Linked DNA regions of Mus musculus: region 2 is linked to region 1. The links are chromatin loops, found by intact Hi-C in ENCODE. Cell type or tissue: heart. All regions are shown on one strand. Each heading gives the region's core, and the rest is flanking DNA. Links, peaks and the distances in the headings are about the cores only. Region 1 overlaps Gbf1 (golgi-specific brefeldin A-resistance factor 1). Region 2 overlaps Gbf1 (golgi-specific brefeldin A-resistance factor 1).

Evidence for each region. A loop is a pair of places that touch in the nucleus more often than their neighbours do. Peaks named below come from ENCODE experiments on the same cell type or tissue, not always from the same donor. Only the 100,000 strongest peaks of a DNase experiment are listed, where the experiment ranks them.
Region 2: it touches region 1 in a loop (2.1-fold over the local background); 8 of 42 quality-filtered maps call a loop at or near these places.

The regions. Positions count from the first base shown.
Region 1 is chr19:46,182,767-46,191,543 of GRCm38, forward strand. All of the region lies in intron 3 of Gbf1 (golgi-specific brefeldin A-resistance factor 1), which reads left to right. Among named protein-coding and RNA genes, the nearest start is that of Gbf1, 35 kb to the left of the region's middle. In heart, for the core only: no CTCF peak of the experiment used is centred there; a DNase peak (open chromatin) is centred at 4,035; H3K4me3 peaks cover 618 bases; H3K27ac peaks cover 904 bases.
Region 2 is chr19:46,232,668-46,241,444 of GRCm38, forward strand. The region is part of intron 3 of Gbf1 (golgi-specific brefeldin A-resistance factor 1); the gene reads left to right. Among named protein-coding and RNA genes, the nearest start is that of 4833438C02Rik, 69 kb to the right of the region's middle. In heart, for the core only: no CTCF peak of the experiment used is centred there; no DNase peak of the experiment used is centred there; H3K27ac peaks cover 1,102 bases.

The DNA of each region.
Region 1 (8,777 bases), core at 379-8,378:
TTTGGCCTCTTGTTAGTCACAGCCTCAGATAACCAGAATAACAGATTCTTAATTCAAAATATCAGTTTCTCAAATAGTCTTTAAGGACCTGTGAAAATTTCCATTAAAATTTCACAAGCCAGGCTCCGTTGTCTGCAGGCTTTGTTTCTACCATCATCTCATTAAGCTCCAAACACGCATTCAGTGGCTTTTCTAGCCCAAAGTTCTAAACTCCTCCATAATCACCCCAAAACAACAAGTTTAGTTCTGTCACGCAGTGCCTCTCCTGGTTCTGGTTTATGTGTTAGTTACATGTCTATGGCTGTGATAAACCGCTGCAACCAAAGCAATGTGGGGAGAAGAGGGTTGTCTTTCCTTGCAGCTCTCAGTCCATCATTGAGGGAAGTGAGGGCAGGAACTTAGGGCAGGAACCAAACAGAAGCTATGGAGGAAGACTTCTTCCTGGTCTGCTCAGCCAGAGCAGGTGCTGCGTATACTTTCCAGGATCCCAGGGGTGGCATTTTAAACAGTGGGCAGGCTGGCCTCAAACTAATAGAGATTCTCTTGCTCTGTTTCCCAAGTGTTTGGGATTACATACGTGTGCCTCTACACTGGCTATGACATTGATAATTTCTATAATCACAGATAAGGTTCATAGATCTATTGTCCATCTATTTGTTCTTCCCTCTCACTTTCTCTCATTTTTTAATGTTTATTCATAATTAGATTCGGGTTATGTTATTTGGCATGAATCTACAGATCACTGCTAATACAGTAATGCTTTTATGTTGTCATAGCCATAGTTGTCATTTATAAGTGATACTAGTTTTAATCATCTAAGTATTGCATGGATTCTTTATTATATGGGTACTACTTGCTACTTAGAACCAATAAGCCATTTATAGGAGTGAATTTTGAGTAGTCTTTTTTTTTTTTTTTTTTTTTTTTGGTGGGCAGGGGAGAGGATCTAATATAGTCAAGACTAGCTTCAAACTTACTTCATAGTTGAGGATGACCTTATATTTCTGATCCTCCTGTTTCTGAGTGTCGGGATTACAGGCATGTACCACAAAACCTGTTTTATGTATTGCTGGGGATTGAACCCAGGACTTTTTGCATGATAAGCAAGCACTTTGCCATTTGAACTAAATCCTTAGCCCCTTTGTTTTTTTTTTTTTTTTTTGTTTGCTCTTTGGGGAGATTTACTATGCTGTTCAGGTTGGTTTTGAACTCATGATCCTCCTGCCTTAGACTTCCAAGTACTGGGATTATCACAGTGCACCAACATACCCAGCTGTAATGCTGTTCTTTTTTGAGGAAAATAAGTTACTGACTGAGCAGCAAGGTTTTATAACACTGTTGTTCTTAAAACACTGGGCAGAACCTTACAAAATGTTTTGTTGTTGTTGTTTGTTTGTTTTTAAACAAATGATAAGACAACATTAGAAGCAGCCAGAGTAAAGGTAGATGAAGAATTTAAATCATAAAAGTAAGACTTCACTAGAGAAAATAGAAGAGCTGATGAAAATAAGCTCCAGTGTCAAACTATTGCTCAGAACATCTGTTAAAGAAGTGTTCACACTGCCCACACGGCACCGGAGCTGGTCTCCAGGAGAGAGTCTTATAGAATGTGCCGTACTGTGATGTGTCAATCAGAAGCACTGAAGCTTCCTGAGTGAAGCCTGGCTTTGCACCTTTTGCCTTTAGATATATAACTCGCAAAGGTCTTAGAAATGCCGATGTTTTTCTGTGAACTGATATGTTGAAAATGAGCCACGGGCTAAGAGCTGCACAGCACCACACAGTATTATGCTGACTGTTCTCACCGACAACCTCTAGATCATGACTGAGTAATTGGGAAGATGGGACATTCTCCCCTCTTTTCCTTTGATAGGTAGAACAAAAGCTATTTGCCAATGAAGCACTTCACCAAATTGGTGACTTTTCAGTAATCCACTGCTAAGTATACAGTGCTACATCGACTTGCTGTTTAGTCTCCAAAATATTAAAAAATTTAGTGTGTAATCCTAGCAGTGGGAAGTGGGTTGGATAAGGCTGCCCCCAGCTATATAATATGTTTGAGGCTAGCCTAGCTATTTGAGACTTTGTCACAGAAAAAAAAAAAAAAAAAAAAAAAAACCATAGTTTTGATGTTTCCAAAAAGATTTGTCTTGAGGCTAGGGAGATGGCTCCAGTGATTAAGAGCACTGTCTGCTTTTCCAGAGGACCCAGTTTGATTCCCTCACAACCACTTCAGTCATAGGGGATCACACACCTTCTTCAGGCCTCTACAGGCGCTTTACACACATGGTGCACAGGTGTACATGCAGGCAGAATACCCATACATAAAAACATAAATTTATTTAGAAAAAGATTTGTCTCAATGAGGCTTGACTGGGTGGGGTCTTGATCATTTCCTAGAATTATGCTAGCATCACCCAGTGGCGATTTTTTTCTCCACTCAACCAAAAGCACAAATACTTGTTTTTTTAGGTCAGATGGCAGCCATATAAATCTTTTCTTTATTTATTTATCTATCTATCTATCTATCTATCTATCTATCTATCTATCTTTGGTCGTAGTGGATTAAACCTGGCAGCCTTGCCCAAGCTAAAAGCATACAAGTGTCTGCTACTGAGATGTATACCCTCAGGCCCCCTGTGTTTTATAATAAGTGGAATTGGCTTTAAATTCATCCTCCTATTTCTACTTTTAATCTCAGAACATTTAAAAGTATGTGGGGTGGGGTGGAAAGATGGCCCATTGGTGAAGGGTGCTTACTGCTCTTGTAGAGGACTTGGGTTTAGCTCTCAGCTCCCATGTGACAGGTTCCAATTTTCAGACTTTTATGGGCACTGTGCACATATGGTACACATACAAACATAAAATTAAAGGAGTGTTTTAACCAGGCAGTGGTGGTGTACTTTAACCCCAGCACTTGGGAGGCAGAAGTGGGCAGATTTCTGAATTTAAGGCCAGCCTGGTCTACAGAGCCAGTTCCAAAACAGCTAGGGCACAGACAAAGAAACCCTGTTTCAAAAAAAAAAAAAAATTCCACTCCCCCAAAAAGAACATTTAAAAGGGTTTAGTTGAGTTCATTGAGAAATTGTCCATAAGCTTTTAAAACCTATAAGGTTTGGAAATACCCCTGTCCCTTGAAGATGATTGAATGATTAGAAAATCGTTCCCTATTCTCTTTTTCTGTCACCTTTCCTTCCATCTTACCTACATTTCCCCTGTACTTTCTTATATTACCTTTACGGATCTCATTAACATACTGTACATCTTAGAAAAGAGATACAGGATTGCTTTTGACTATCTTTGCTATCAACAATAGGTTACAGATATGAGGGTGACTTTTGTAACCCTTGTCAGGTATTGGTCATATTTTCTTAAGAAAACCCTGTCCATTTAAAAGCAAGAAAAAGATAGATAAGGACAGAAAAGCAGATAGAGATGTAGATAGTAAGGAAGAACAGATAGAGGCAAAAGCAAAGGACTTGGGATAGGAGACCTGCAGTGGGAGAGAAGCACTGAGAATGCAGAGCCCTGAACCAGGAAGCAGGAGTCAGGTCTAGTTTGGGTTTTCCCTTTCAGTAGTGTGTTATAAGGTAGGATGAAGTGGGGCGCATGAAACATTCCCATGAGTTATTCATTGGATCTGCCTACTCAGAACTGAAGAGATCCCTCTATAATACAGTGACTTGACAGACTGATCCTAGTGGGTTAAGGTGGAAGAAAATATTAAGTGATGTGTCTTGGCTGGCTAGCATCAACAAGGTTATTTTTAACTTTCCTTTTCAGTCTTTTCATTGTTCGTGCTCCCTCACTAGCTACTATGAGAGCAGTCAAAATTAGCAACTACATAAAATGAAGTTCCTCTTGTCTCCCCAGTCACTTCCAAAATAAACAGGGAGTAGTAATACTGTCCGTATTTTGTCTCACTTTACTCTGAGGGCTAGCAATAGAGGAAGCATGGATTAGTGTGTAGTGATTTCTAGGCTCTGTCCTCTGGACGAATTCCCCTTTGAGAGCTCTAGCTGAGTGACAGGACCATGTGGCAGGCAGGAGTGCAGCTGGAGGTCTATCACGGGCACATTTGGGTTGGGTAAATATAGTAGGAGCAGGATGTCAGTGTGGGAGATGGATTGTTCTGGGAAAGGAAGTGTTGTCTTTCCTCTGAGAAACAATTTCCTGTACTTCTGGGAATTTTGCTTTCTTCTTCTTCTTCTTCTTCTTCTTCTTCTTCTTCTTCTTCTTCTTCTTCTTCTTCTTCTTCTTCTTCTTCTTCTTGTTCTTCTTCTTGTTCTTCTTCTTCTTCTTCTTCTTCTTCTTCTTCTTCTTCTTCTTCTTCCTTTTGAGGGCAGAAGAAGAGTTGGCAGGGGTTGGATACACTTGCTGAATTCTGTCTCTGGCTGTCTGTCTCTTCCTACATTTGAAATTGGGTGTAAAAATCAGATCTATTTCAAAAGTTAGGAAATAGACCCAATAAATAGCCATAATTTTTTTTACAGTTATACAAACCCTTACCTGCTTAAATTCTCTTTTAAAAAGTAACCATTCTTTCCTCAAACCAGACAGGTTGAGAGGCAAAAATAACCATACAAAGAAAATGAACTCTATTGAAAGTCAGACATGAAGCAGCAGCTGGCAGGAAACAGCTGGGGTGTTTCTGGGCGCTAGACTCTACCCCAGACCTTAACTCTTCAAGCTCTTCGTTATCTGAGCTGCTTAGAAGGCTGCCTACCTAGCAACACTCTGCATAAAAAACCTAAATCTATGAGAGATTATATATTACAATTAAATAGAATTTCATGAATTATAAATCATTTTTGCATCTAAAAATTCTTTGACTGGGGGCAGGGCTTAGTTGGTAAAGTGCTTGCCTAGCATGCATTGAACCCTTGTTTCCATTCTCAGCACCACAATAGAACACTGGTACACCCCTATAATCCTAATGCCTGGGAGGTGAAGGGAGGAGGGTCAGAAGTTCAAAGTCATCCTTTGCTATAATAGCAAATTCAAGGCCAACCTCGGCTATGGGAGCCTTGCCTCAAATCACAAAATGTATGAGTAGTGTTGCTAAGAATGTATGCATATGTGGGTTTTAGTACCTGTTTTCAGTTTTTTTTGGGTATGTACTTTGGAATGGAATGGCTAGGTCATGTGGCAATTCTATGTTTGCCAAATGATTTTCCTTCTTTTCCTTTACATTCTCAGAAGTACAGAAGGATTCCAATTTCTCTATATTTTTGCCAATACTTGTTGTTTTAAGTATGCTGGATGTGGTGGTTTGAATAGGTGTGGCTTCCATAGACTCATGTGTTTGAGTGCTTGGTCCATAGGGAACAGCGCTATTAGAAGGCAAGGTCTCGTTGGAGAAAGTGTGGTTTTGGAGGAAGTTTGTCACTGTGGGGATGGGCTTTGAGGTCTCCTATGCTCAGGCTACACCTAGTGTAGCACACAGTCCCCTTCTGTTTGGCTCAAGATGTAGAATTCTTGGCTCCTCTAGAACCATGTCTACCTGGATGCTGCCATGCTTCCCACCATGATGATAATGGACCAAACTTATGAAACCATAAGCTAGCCAAAATTAAATGTTTTCCTTTCTAAGAGTTACCTTGGTTCCAGCAACAAAAGCCTGAGACAATAGACAAGCACTCTACCCCTGAGTTATGTCCCAAACCTTTTTTAAAAAATTACTATCATAACTTCAAAAGCTTTTGAGACCTAATTAGACTTCGATAATAAAGCTCGTTCCAGTTTTGTTATCTTGGCAACATCTTTCCTGAAGTAACTGGGCTGGCTGTTCTTTGGGGCCCAATGTTTTAAGGTTTTAGTTTTTGTGCTTAAGAATTAAGAATGTGGAGGGCTGGAGAGATGGCTCAGCAGTTAAGAGCACTGTCTGCTCTTCCAGAGGTCCTGAGTTCAAATCCCAGCAACTACATGTTGGCTCACGACCATCTGTAATGTGATTGGAATCCCTCTTCTGGTGTGTCTGAAGATAGCTACAGTGTACTTACATATAATAAATAAATCTTAAAAAAGGAGTTAGAATGTGTTTTGAGTTAGGGTGTGGCTCCTTTGGTAGACTACCTGCCTGTTAGGCTTGAGACCCTGGGCTCAATCGCTTGCACTGAAAAACAATAACAACAAAAGACTTTCCCACAATTTGCAACAAATATAGTGATTATAGCTTAGAGGAAATGTTCAGAGAGGGTTGAAATCTGACTTGCAAAAAGTAGAAAAAGTTGCTGAACTTGATGGCCACCCTTTTGATCCCAGCACTTGGGAGGCAGAGGCAGGTGGATCTCTGTAAGTTCAAGGCCAGCCTGGTCTAAATATGACATCCGGGCCAGCCAAGTCTATATAGTTGAGACCCTGTTTAAAAAAAAAAAAAAAGGTAAAAATTATCGTTTGTTTCTGGGATGGGTATTATTTCTGGTTTATTCTGCCATTAGATTCCTTGACCACATCAAAGGCCAAATCTTGCTATACTGTAATCTCAGTTTGCTTGTAGATAGATTGCCACTTTTTCTGCCTGCTTATAAAATCAATCTCTTTCTCTCATTGGTAATAGTGATGGGGATCAAACAAACTCAGGGTCTTGCACATGCACTGAACTAACATGTACTGTCTTAGCCCTAGAATAGCCTAAAGAGGGAGTTTTAACTCCTTCACTGAAGTGTGATTGGTACCATATTTCAGTTGTTACTACTGTCTGGGGGTGGTGGTGGTGGTGGTGGTGGTGGTGGTGGTGGTGGTGGTGGTGGCGGCGGCGGCGGTGTGTGTATTGTCAAAGGTCAAGCCTATGACCTAACATATTGGGTTAGTGCAGTCTTGCCACTCTGCTATTAGGTTATATACTCTGCCCTTCCGCCACTACTTATATTAAAACTCTAGCCAGGTGTAGTGTTGCATGCCTACAGTTCTAGCACTTGGGAAGCTGAGGCAAGAAGATTGTAACAGGTTCAAGGCTAGCCTGATTTAGACTAGTCAGAGCTACATAGTGAAACCTTGTCTCCAAAAAGAGAGAGAGAGTGACGAGGGAGGAAAAGGAAGGAAGGAAGGGGGCATACTGGAACTACTGATTCCTTGCTTTTCTTTAGAAATATGTTTTTCCTTTTTTTCTTAGCAGTGTTCTTTCCAGTTTACATGTTGAGTGATAGATTTTTCTAACCTTTAGAAAGATGTTTTTTTTAAGTACTTAGTGTTTGTTATGTACATCCTTAAAATACTGTAAATCAGAATATATTCACGTATTTAATGCCACTATTGGTTGCTTTTTTTGTTGTTCAGTAAATTTGAGCCAGTTTCAAAGTACACAGATGGTAGTCACTGTAATATCCCTCCACCATCAGTACATTTGGTGTTAGGTTACGAATGTATTCTAACCACTTGATCAAAGTCAGGCTTTGAGTAAGTCAGGTGTGGTGAATGACAGGTGCGTCTGGATTTGGTCTTGAGAGATTTGGGGACGTGGAAAGCTTAAGAACCACTGCCCCTCCACCCCCGTAATGTACCGTGGTCTGTAATAGGTTGAGTTGTAACAGTCATTAAACCACTCCTCACAGTCCCTGTTTTCAAAGCTTATCAGGATGAGTTTGATTTAGTTATTTGGAACCAAAAAGGCAGTTGGTGGAGCTAGGTTCGGAGCTCCGTAGCTGTAATATATCAGAGATCAGACTTGGGTCCCAGTGGGATTATTCCCTGGGCTTTTATTTGCCTGGAAATATACGCAGGAGCCAAGCGGTATGTATGGCGAGCTTTGCTGGAATGCAAATTGGACACATTTTGTTGGAACCTGTAGGGGATTTTCACTGCTTCATAATTTTTCAAAGGTTTGTTATACAGCAGACAGCTACTGCCTCTTCTTTAAATCTGTAAATCCCCCTCTTTTTCCTGTTCTAAAGGTCAGATTTTTTTTGACAACTGTGTGCAGGAACAAGATTTGTTAAATCCCTTCATTTTTATTCATACAAATATCAGAATTCAGTGAACATCAGTTATACAGCATTTAGAGGTAAGGAAAACTCAGGGAGAATCCTGTGACTCTCAACTTAGTGTCAGGCGTATGTCTCTGGGGATACATTTGCTGCCTCAACTTTAACCCATAACTGATCTGATAAGAGACAGCCTTCTCATTGTGGCTTCCATGTTTGCAAAACCTATCTTTAATTAATCCCATGTCTGGAGAGGTAGAAGACAGGTAATCTAATTAGCAAGAGGATATTGTTTTGGGCTTTTCTCATGGAGGCTCTTTGACTCTGACAGTGCTTAGATTAGTATTGGGAAAGATAGGTAATTCCTTCCAATGAAGCCATCTTTTTATTCTTACTTTTCACTTTTAGTGATACCTTAGGCATTGCTCATTTTTAGTTTGAGGATGATTATTTCTAATTCCATTTATTTGTGCGTGTGTGTGTGTTTGCAACAGTGCATGCATGGATGTCAAAGGACGACTTGTGAGATGCAGTTCTCTCTTTCCATTTGGATCCCAAGAATTGAACTCAGGTTGTCAGGCTTGGAGGCAGGCACTTACTCGCTGAGGCGTCTCCCCAGACCAGATGGTTCTTTCTTACTTACTAGCTCATCAGATAGTCATGTTATCATACAGGACAGGTTTCCATCACACTTGAGTTTGATATTATACTGTCTATTGCTGTATAGCAGATTACCCAAAAATATGGCAGCTTAAAAAAAAACCAATTCAGGAAGTTTTTGGGGGTCAGGAATTTGGGGGCTACTTAGCTAGTAGGTAGGTTCTTTTAAGATAAGTCGGGGAGACAGCCATTTGA
Region 2 (8,777 bases), core at 208-8,207, 50 kb after region 1:
ACTCACCTTGTAGACTCTGTTTCCCAAGTGCTGAACTAAAGGCATAAGCTGCTGCTACCACCAATACCACCACCGGCAATTTTATTTTTTTTAATGAGCCCACAGGAATCTTCACTGTCACCCAGCTCCATCGCTTTCTACAAGACAAAGAAGAATCCTGGTGTGTGCAGTTAACTTTCCCACAGGAGCTTCTCCTTGATGGAAGTGGAGGTGTAAGCGCCAGATTCAGGTCCTGATGGCCAGGGGCATCGGAGAGGCTTAGCAGGGGCACCGTCTGCCACTGGATGTGCAGGGCGGGGTGTCAGGGAGGACTTCACTGATTGAAAGGTTACATCTTTGTACATGTGCAATTAATAGACAGATTAGAACATCAATAATTAATCCCAGTGAAGTGTTCAGATGAACTTCCAAAGTAGAGCTTCTTAAAGTATCTGCTGAAGGGCTAGTGGTTCTGTCTTCATGGTTTTTTGTCAATGCATTGCACCTGCAGAGTTTTAAAAAACATAATAATATTAATTATGAGATTTAAATCATATTTTTAAAAATATAAACTTGGTTTGGTTTAAGACAGGACCTTCCTGTGTAATTCAAAATACACAATTATGCCTTACCTAGGATTATAGACATAAACCATCATACCTAGCCTATTACTAAATGCTAATCTGTCAAATTGTTAATACCATCTCTCAATTTCTGTCTTTCTCATTGTATAACAAGCAATAGTTTGTAGCCTGTACTGGTTTATAATATGCTAGAAAAAAATATAATTTTCAATTGACATTGTAGTAAATATTCCAAATCCTATAATATTATAGGAAAACTAGGCCCTAAAATATTTTTAAAATGAGATAACTGAGATGGAGTAACTTGTATAATGACACAAGCCTGTTAGTGTTAGAACTAAGACTAGAATAAGGATCTGGTAGAGTCAGGGTAGGACGTAGCCTTAAGTTCTGCAACTTAGTAGATGTGTCACTTCAGTTATTTAACTTCTCTAAGTGTCTCATTTTATCAAATGAATAAATGAAGACAGATGTGGTTGTGTAAACCTTTAATTCTAGCACTCAGGAGGCAAGAGCAGATGGATCTCTGAATTAGAGGCCAGCCTGGTCTACATAGTGTATTCCAAGCCAGCCAAGGATCTATAATGAGACTATCTAAAAAAACATTTCAAATTCATGGGGCTGGAAAGGCGGCTCAGTGGTTAAGGGCACTTGCTGCTCTTCGAGAGGACTCAAGTTTGGGTTCTAACATCCAAATCAGGCAGCTTAGAACAACCTGGAGATAGATAGATAGATAGATAGATAGATAGATAGATAGATAGATAGATAGATAGATAGATAGATAGATAGATAGATGTGTGTGTGTGTACATATGTGTGTACATATACACACATGTACTCACACATAAACAAAAGTAAAAACATGGATTGTTTTAAATACACAAACACACACAGATTTAGGAAAGGTAGAAAGGGCTACTTTTTAAAAAAAAATGTTTGTTTTGGTTTGGTTTGGTTTTTTTCAAGGCAGAATTTCTCTGTGTAGCTCTGGCTGTCCTGGTAAGAGGCCAAACCTACTCCATCTTGGGATGGGCCTCCACCTTAAGAGAAAGTTCACCTATAACTGAACCCAGGCTGTACCCAAGTACCAGGAAGGACCCCATAACTTGTCCTTTGCCCATATGCCAGAGTTACTCCCTAGCTACTTTCTAGCAACTGTCAAAGATAGTTTGTTTCTGAAATACATTCAGACCATCTGTGATCATTCAGGGTTTTACTTCAGGATACCCCCTGTCGCATACAGTAGTCACACAACTAGGTGCTTGCCAGACTTACAGTAGTCACACAACTGGATGCCTGCCAGGCTGGAACCCCCCACTTGCTCACCATTTCCTATAAGCCTGTCCCACTGAGAGCTTGGGCCTGCACCCTCCCATTCTACTGTGTTAGAGACAGCTGTGTGGCCCAAGCTGTAGCTTGTAAACAAAGGCCCTAGATTGCATCAGAGTCGGCTCCTTGGTGATCTTTTGGGATTCATGAGCACTTCCTGGCACAACACTGGAACTTACTTTGTAAATCAGGCTGGACTTGAACTTGGAGATCTGCCTGCCTCTGCCTCCCAAGTGATGAGACTAAAGGCATGTGCCACCACCATCCTGCTAATAATAAATTTTAAAAATTTATTTATTTACTTATTTATTTTGGTTTTTTGAGACAAGGTTTCTTTGTGTAGCACCGAGTGACCTGGAACTAGCACTATAGACTAGGCTGGCCTCAAATTCACAGAGATCTGTCTACCTCTGCTTCCTGAGTGCCGGGATTAAGGTGTATACTACCACTGCCCACTTTTTTTATATTTACTTAAAACTTAAAAAATAAGTTCTTTAACAGTATAGAGAACTTTGGACTCGGACTCTAGGGTTAAAAACCCCTAAATAATAATATCTTATTGTACTTACTGTATACTTTATTTCATGCATTATGCCCTGTATATACACAAAATGAGAAAATGGGTATAAGTCGCCTATCATAGGGCCTAGTACATAGTAGTATTTATAATAAATGTTAGCTGGTATTATTGATGTTTAGTTAACTTTAATACTGTGTTTGTTAGCCGGGCGTGGTGGCACACACCTTTAATCCCAGTACTCTGTAGGCAGAGGCAGGTGGATTTCTGAGTACGAGGCCAGCCTGGTCTACAGAGTGAGTGCCAGGACAGCCAGGGCTACACAGAGAAACCCTGTCTGGGAAAAAAAATACTGTGTCTGTTTCTTATTTTGTTATATAGGGTTTTACTATGCAGCTCATTCTGGTTCTGAACTCCATGTTCTCCTGTCTCATCCATGATCTTAAAAGGAATAGAAGTTAAAGATAAATTCCAAGATACCAGATAACTTGTGGCCCTTTTAATTCCTATCCACTTCAAGGTATCCATATAGCAGAGAAAGGAGCTGGGCGTTTGTTTCTTGTCTAGATCGTTAGTCTTGTGAGAATACTGATTTCTCACTCCTTGGCGGGATTGTATTTAACTTGAGGGCTGTATCCAGGGCACTCCAGAGCTGTTCATGGTACGTAACTTCTTGATTGGACTGTTCATGGCCTTTTTAGAGGAGAGAAAGATAATAAGAACAGCCACTATTTAGTACTTTGTGCCATGCCACACACCCTATACCTACCCAATAACCTATCTTTTTCTCTTTGTAAGCTTCATTTTTGTAGATTAAAAATGAAACTCCAAAAAAATACGGAGACATACTTATAGTTAAGATTATAAAACTAATGAGTGCCAAAAGCTGGAGTCAAGTCCTGGTCCATCTGACTCCAAGAGCTCTCTATGCCACTTAGTCACTCAACTTTATTGCTTCCTATGAAACTACAGCAGAAAGAAAGGTTTCTGGTGATCTACTCTCAACATTGGCCTTCCTCAAGACTAGATTTACTTAGATACTTTTCAGAGTCCTTCTGAAGACAAGTATCATGACGCTGCTCATAGTAGGCGTACTGAATAATTTCACAACCAAGGAGATACGTGACACCATAGAGGAGCAGACAGAGTTCCAGCCCTGGAAAGTGGCAACGTAAGGCACAAACAGTCCAGTAAACAAAGAGTGCTACGGATTAGGTGTAGGGTTCTCTGAAGGTGACTGGTGCGTGTTCTTGGATTGGAGAAACAGTTTTAAGGAGGAAAATCCTAGCCCTGCTGGTGAAAGAAGTAGTGGGGTTCTCTTAAAATCAACTGCAGGTTCAATTTCTGACTAGTCAAGGCCACAGATTGTAGAGTCTCTAAGGTCAGATTAATCCAGGGCAGAAGGCAACCTTCTTGAGGTGACTTATTACATTGTCCTTAGCACTTGCTCAACACTAGTGAACAGGAAGCTTGGCTCCCTGTATTAGGACGTTAAAACAGAGAAGTCACACTTTGCCCCCCTAGTATAAATCTGAGAACTGCCCGTGCCCACCAACTCTCCTGTCCTCTCAAATGATGGGTGACCTGACCAAAGGGGAGATGAATCTGACAGTCTTCTCAGGTCAGAGCCTGCATGTGACTTCAAGCATTGCCCTTTGACAAAAGAGGACAGACACTCCTAGCCTGCTCTCCTAGTGCATACTACCCTCCCAGGAAGGGTGTTCTCAGCTGCAGTAGCCTTTTCTCATGTGGCCAGCATCGGGCTGACACATTCCTGAACTGAAATGCACACATAAGCTGCTTTCCCTGGTCGCGAAGCTCTTCACTCCTGAGTGACTCTTATCAGGGGCAGTTGGGCATTCTCAATGGGATTACGCTGACAAGGAAAAAGGCCTGGGGGATGTTATTTCAACACCATTTAGCTTCAGAAATGCCTGCCTCAACCCTTTTGCCCTCGGAGTCTACTTCTCTCTTCCTGCTTTCTATAGGGTCATCAGCCTGCCTTCATCATAGCTCTTCATCCTACAGAGATTGACTAAGGTTTCTAGAGGCGGAATCATTCACAAGATGGATCACACTGACGACATCATGTAAATCACCCCATGATAGAAACACACGTTGTTCATTTAACCCTCTTTAATCATGTGTTCATTTCATGTATGTGAGTACACTGTAGCTGTCTTCAGACACACCAGAAGAGGGCATCAGATCCCATTACTGATGGTTGTGAGCCACCATGTGGTTGCTGGGAATTGAACTCAGGACCTGTGGAAGAGCAGTCAGTGCTCTTAGCCTCTGAGCCATCTCTGCAGCCCCTCCCCCCTGACATTTCTATATCCAGAGGCATAGGGCAAAATTATTTGAGCACAATTCCTGTTTGGTTTTTCTGTCTCTCCTGACATACTCAAACTTAGCAGGGATTGTTAGGTCACCATATTCTACTTTTCGCACTATTGTATATACTTTTTATTCAAGATTATATTTCTTCTGAAAGTCAGAGCTTGAGAGTATTCTACAAAAGAAATTTCTGAAGTGCTGGAAGTTTAGTAGTTAGGAGCTATGAGGTTTTTGATCACCAGGGGACATAAAGAGTAGTGGGACAAGCCTGGTATGATGACACACACCTTTAATCCCAATGCTTGGGAAGCAAAGGCAGGCAGATCTGTGAATTTCAAGTCAGCCAGGGCTATATAGTAAAACAATATCTTTTTAAAAAAAGAGGTGTGGGGACAGGCACCAGGCAGTGGTGACGTATGCCTTTAATCCCAGCACTGGGAGGCAGAGGAGATGGATCTATGTGACCTTGGTCTATAAAGTAAGTTCCAGGACAGCCAGGGCTATACAGAGGAACCCTGTCTCAAAAACAAACAGAGTTGTGTTTGAAAGCTGGCCATGATAACACGTACCTGAGATAGCAGATTGCCATGAGATCAAGGCCAACAAGTGCGCCAACCTGGATGACATAACATTTAAAAAAAAAGTGATCCACTCTTAACATTCAGGAGGCTGAAACAGGAGAATCTGCAAGTTGGACCCTATCTTGTGGTGGTCCATAACAAGTGTAAGGCCAGCCTTAGCCATATGGGATGCCCCTGTCTTCAGAATGTATGCTGCTAAAGCAAGCACAGGAGCAACTCTGTCTTTAAAACAAAACAAAACAAACAACAACAACAAAAACACCCAAACCATCATGGTAAAGGAGGAGCCATGCAGTGTCTTTTCCTCTGATTGTTAGCTTTAAAGTTATCCAGACCTGTGAATGGTCACGTGGGCACATAGGCTTGGTTTTACAAACTAGTTAATTTCAGGGGGAAAAAATTGCCAGAGGCAACTTCCACTAACCTGTAATTCCTGATCCTAAACTGATGGATCAAAGCTAGATAGGCCTGGCAACTGTGCTCTAGTCTATGAGAGAAATGAAATAAAGAAACGCACTAGGCCAAGTCTTGGTTCAGGTACTAACCCTGTGACCAGGTACAAAAATGCTTTACTTTTCTGATCCATAGTGTCTTCATCGACAGGGATTTCCTAATGAAGGGCAGAGGAGAGCTGGTGATTATCTTTGCTATTGTGATTATTTAGGAGTGAAGCCATGGAACTGGAGACATGACTTAGTGGTTAGAACACTTGCTCTTTCAGAGGACCCAAGCTTGGTTCTCACCAGTCACATCAGGCAGCTCACAACTATCTGTAACTCCAATTCCAGTTGCTCCAACACCTCTGGCCCAGAAGACAGCTGTGCTCAGACATGCTCACATGTCGCCACGCATACCTTCACAGAATTAATAATAAGAAAATAAGCCTGCTGGCATATGCCTTTAATCCCAGCACTGGGGAGGCAGAGGCAAGTGGATCTATGACTTTGAGGCCAGCCTGGTCTACAGAGTGAGTTCCAGGACAGCCAAGGCTACACAGAGAAACCCTGTCTTGAAAAGGAAAATAATAATAATAATTTTTTAAGAATGAAGATAAGTCAGGTGGTGGTGGTGCATGCTGGTTCTCTATGAGTTTGAAGCCAGCCTGTCCATAGAGCGAGTTTCAGGACAGCCAGGGCTACATAGAGAAATCTTGACTCAAAAAGAAAAAAAAAAAAGAGTGAAGCCATTGTGATGGTGTATGTCTTTATCTCAGCACTCAGGAGGTGGAGGCAAACAGTTCTCGATGAGTCTGAGAGCTGACCTGGTATATGTAGGGAGTCCAGACAATGTAGGGCTATATAAAGAAACTGTTTCTCAAAACACATATATAATGATTAATGTTTTTATTAAATTAAAATTTAAAAAATGATTTCAGGGCTGGAGAGATGGCTCAGTAGTTCAGAGCATGAGCATCAGGCACACATATGGTACACAGACATACATGCAGACAAATATACATGTAAAATAGAACTAAATAAATCTTTTAACAGGAAATTAAAAGAGAGGCAAGTTAGGGGCTTGCCCTCAGACCTACACGAGAGCATGTGTACACACACACACTCGTGCATGCACATTTGCTTGGGTGTAAATGCTACCTGTGTGCATTTATACTCATAGAAGCCAGAAGAGGACATCAGAACCCCTGGAGCTGGAGTTACATCTCTTAAGCCTCCAAGGCAAATATTTTTATAAAGTGAAAATAAAAATATTTTGGAAAGTATTCACTTATTAGTCCGCCAACTGACCCAACTTGGGTTTTGTTTTTAAACACTTATGTTATTTTAGGAATTCTACTTTTTAGTTAAGATAATGTGTTTATTGGTTGGTACTGGGGGTTGAAGCCAGGACCTTGCAGGTATTAGGTAAGGGCTCTACCACTGAGCTTCATCAGCCTTAACTCAGTGTTGAAACGGGGTCTCACTAAATTCCTCTGGCTGATCTTGAACTCCATCTGTAGCTCAACCAGGCTTTGAATCTATAAACCTCTTACCTCCGTCTCTTAAGCAACTGAGATGACAGGCATGAGCTACACAGCTGCCTCTAATTTGGTTGAGTGGCTAGACTCTGATTAAACACGAGTGATTCATCAGCTTGCACATTTAAGGGTTAATGTCCAAAAGCCTGAGGATTAGAAATCATAAACTTACATTTCCTTCTAACTGTCTTGATAGTTTGCAGGCCATGTTCACAAGTACCCAGAGATGATAGAGTCAAAAATGACATAAAAACTCATCCTTCGTAGATATCTGCCACAAAAAGTTTCAAGACCACCAGTGAAGAAAGGGGCTCTTGTATGTGCTCTCTGGCTGGACCACCTTGTCAAACAAAGTCTCCACCATCTTTCTGTCCTTGCAGCACAGTTTCCCCTATGGGGGAGATTAGAGGATGTGAAACACAGCCCAACCACACATGGGCCAATAACCGACTGCTTTCCATAAACCTCTGTGCCTGAGGGGCTTGAACTGTTTTCTGCAGTTAAGTAGGGTTAACCTGTCTTGCTTGAGATCACATTTCACTTCCCCTTTAAAAAGGTAAAACGTGCTGGAGAGATGGCTCTATGGTTAGAAGTACTTGTTTCTCTTGCAGAAGACCCAGATTCAGTTTCCATAACCCACATAGTGGATCTAAGCCATCTGTAATTCCAGTGGCAGGGGATCTGACACCCTCTTCAGACCTCTGAGGGCATCAGGCTCACACATGGTATGCAGTCATACATGTAGGCAAAACACTTATACATAAAGTGAGATTAGCTTAAGGGTAGGGTACAGAAGGAAAATCCTTTACTGTCTGTCAGTACAGTGCGTGGCTCCTGGTTGGAACAGCAGTAAAGGTTGGCTCACTTAGGGCATCCCTGCTAGATGGCTAGGGTAGCTTGCTACTAAAGGTGCTACCTATTACTTCATGCAAATCCTATTGCTATTGTGTTGCCTGGGAAAAGAACTTGAATGCCTCTCTCCTCAACAGTAAACTGCATGGTAATTGTGGTGCGGTATATCCTGTAATCTGAGCTTCAGGAGGTTGAGACCAGCCTGGGCAACATTAGTGAGACAGGCCATACTTAGACCATTTTATTCTCTCAGTAACTCTAAGAAACCATACCACCATCTTCATTTTTCACTAATAAAGAAGTGAAGACTTCCACAAATTCTGATACTCAAGGTCATACAATAAAAGGAAAACAGAATTTGAATGTAGGTCTTGTTAACTCCAAAGCCAGGGTGTATAAACTCTGCATTACATTCTTTAAAAATATACCAAACTATTTCTTTTTCTTTAAGGAGCAAGTTTAAAGGGTTTGTTTATTTATTTATTTTTTTTATGTACATTGATGTTTTGCCTCCATGTCTTACTGTGTTTGGGTGCCAGATCCCCTGGAACTGGAGTTACAGACAGTTGTAACCTGCTTTGTGGATGCTGGGAATTGAACCCAGATCCACTGGAAGAACAGGCA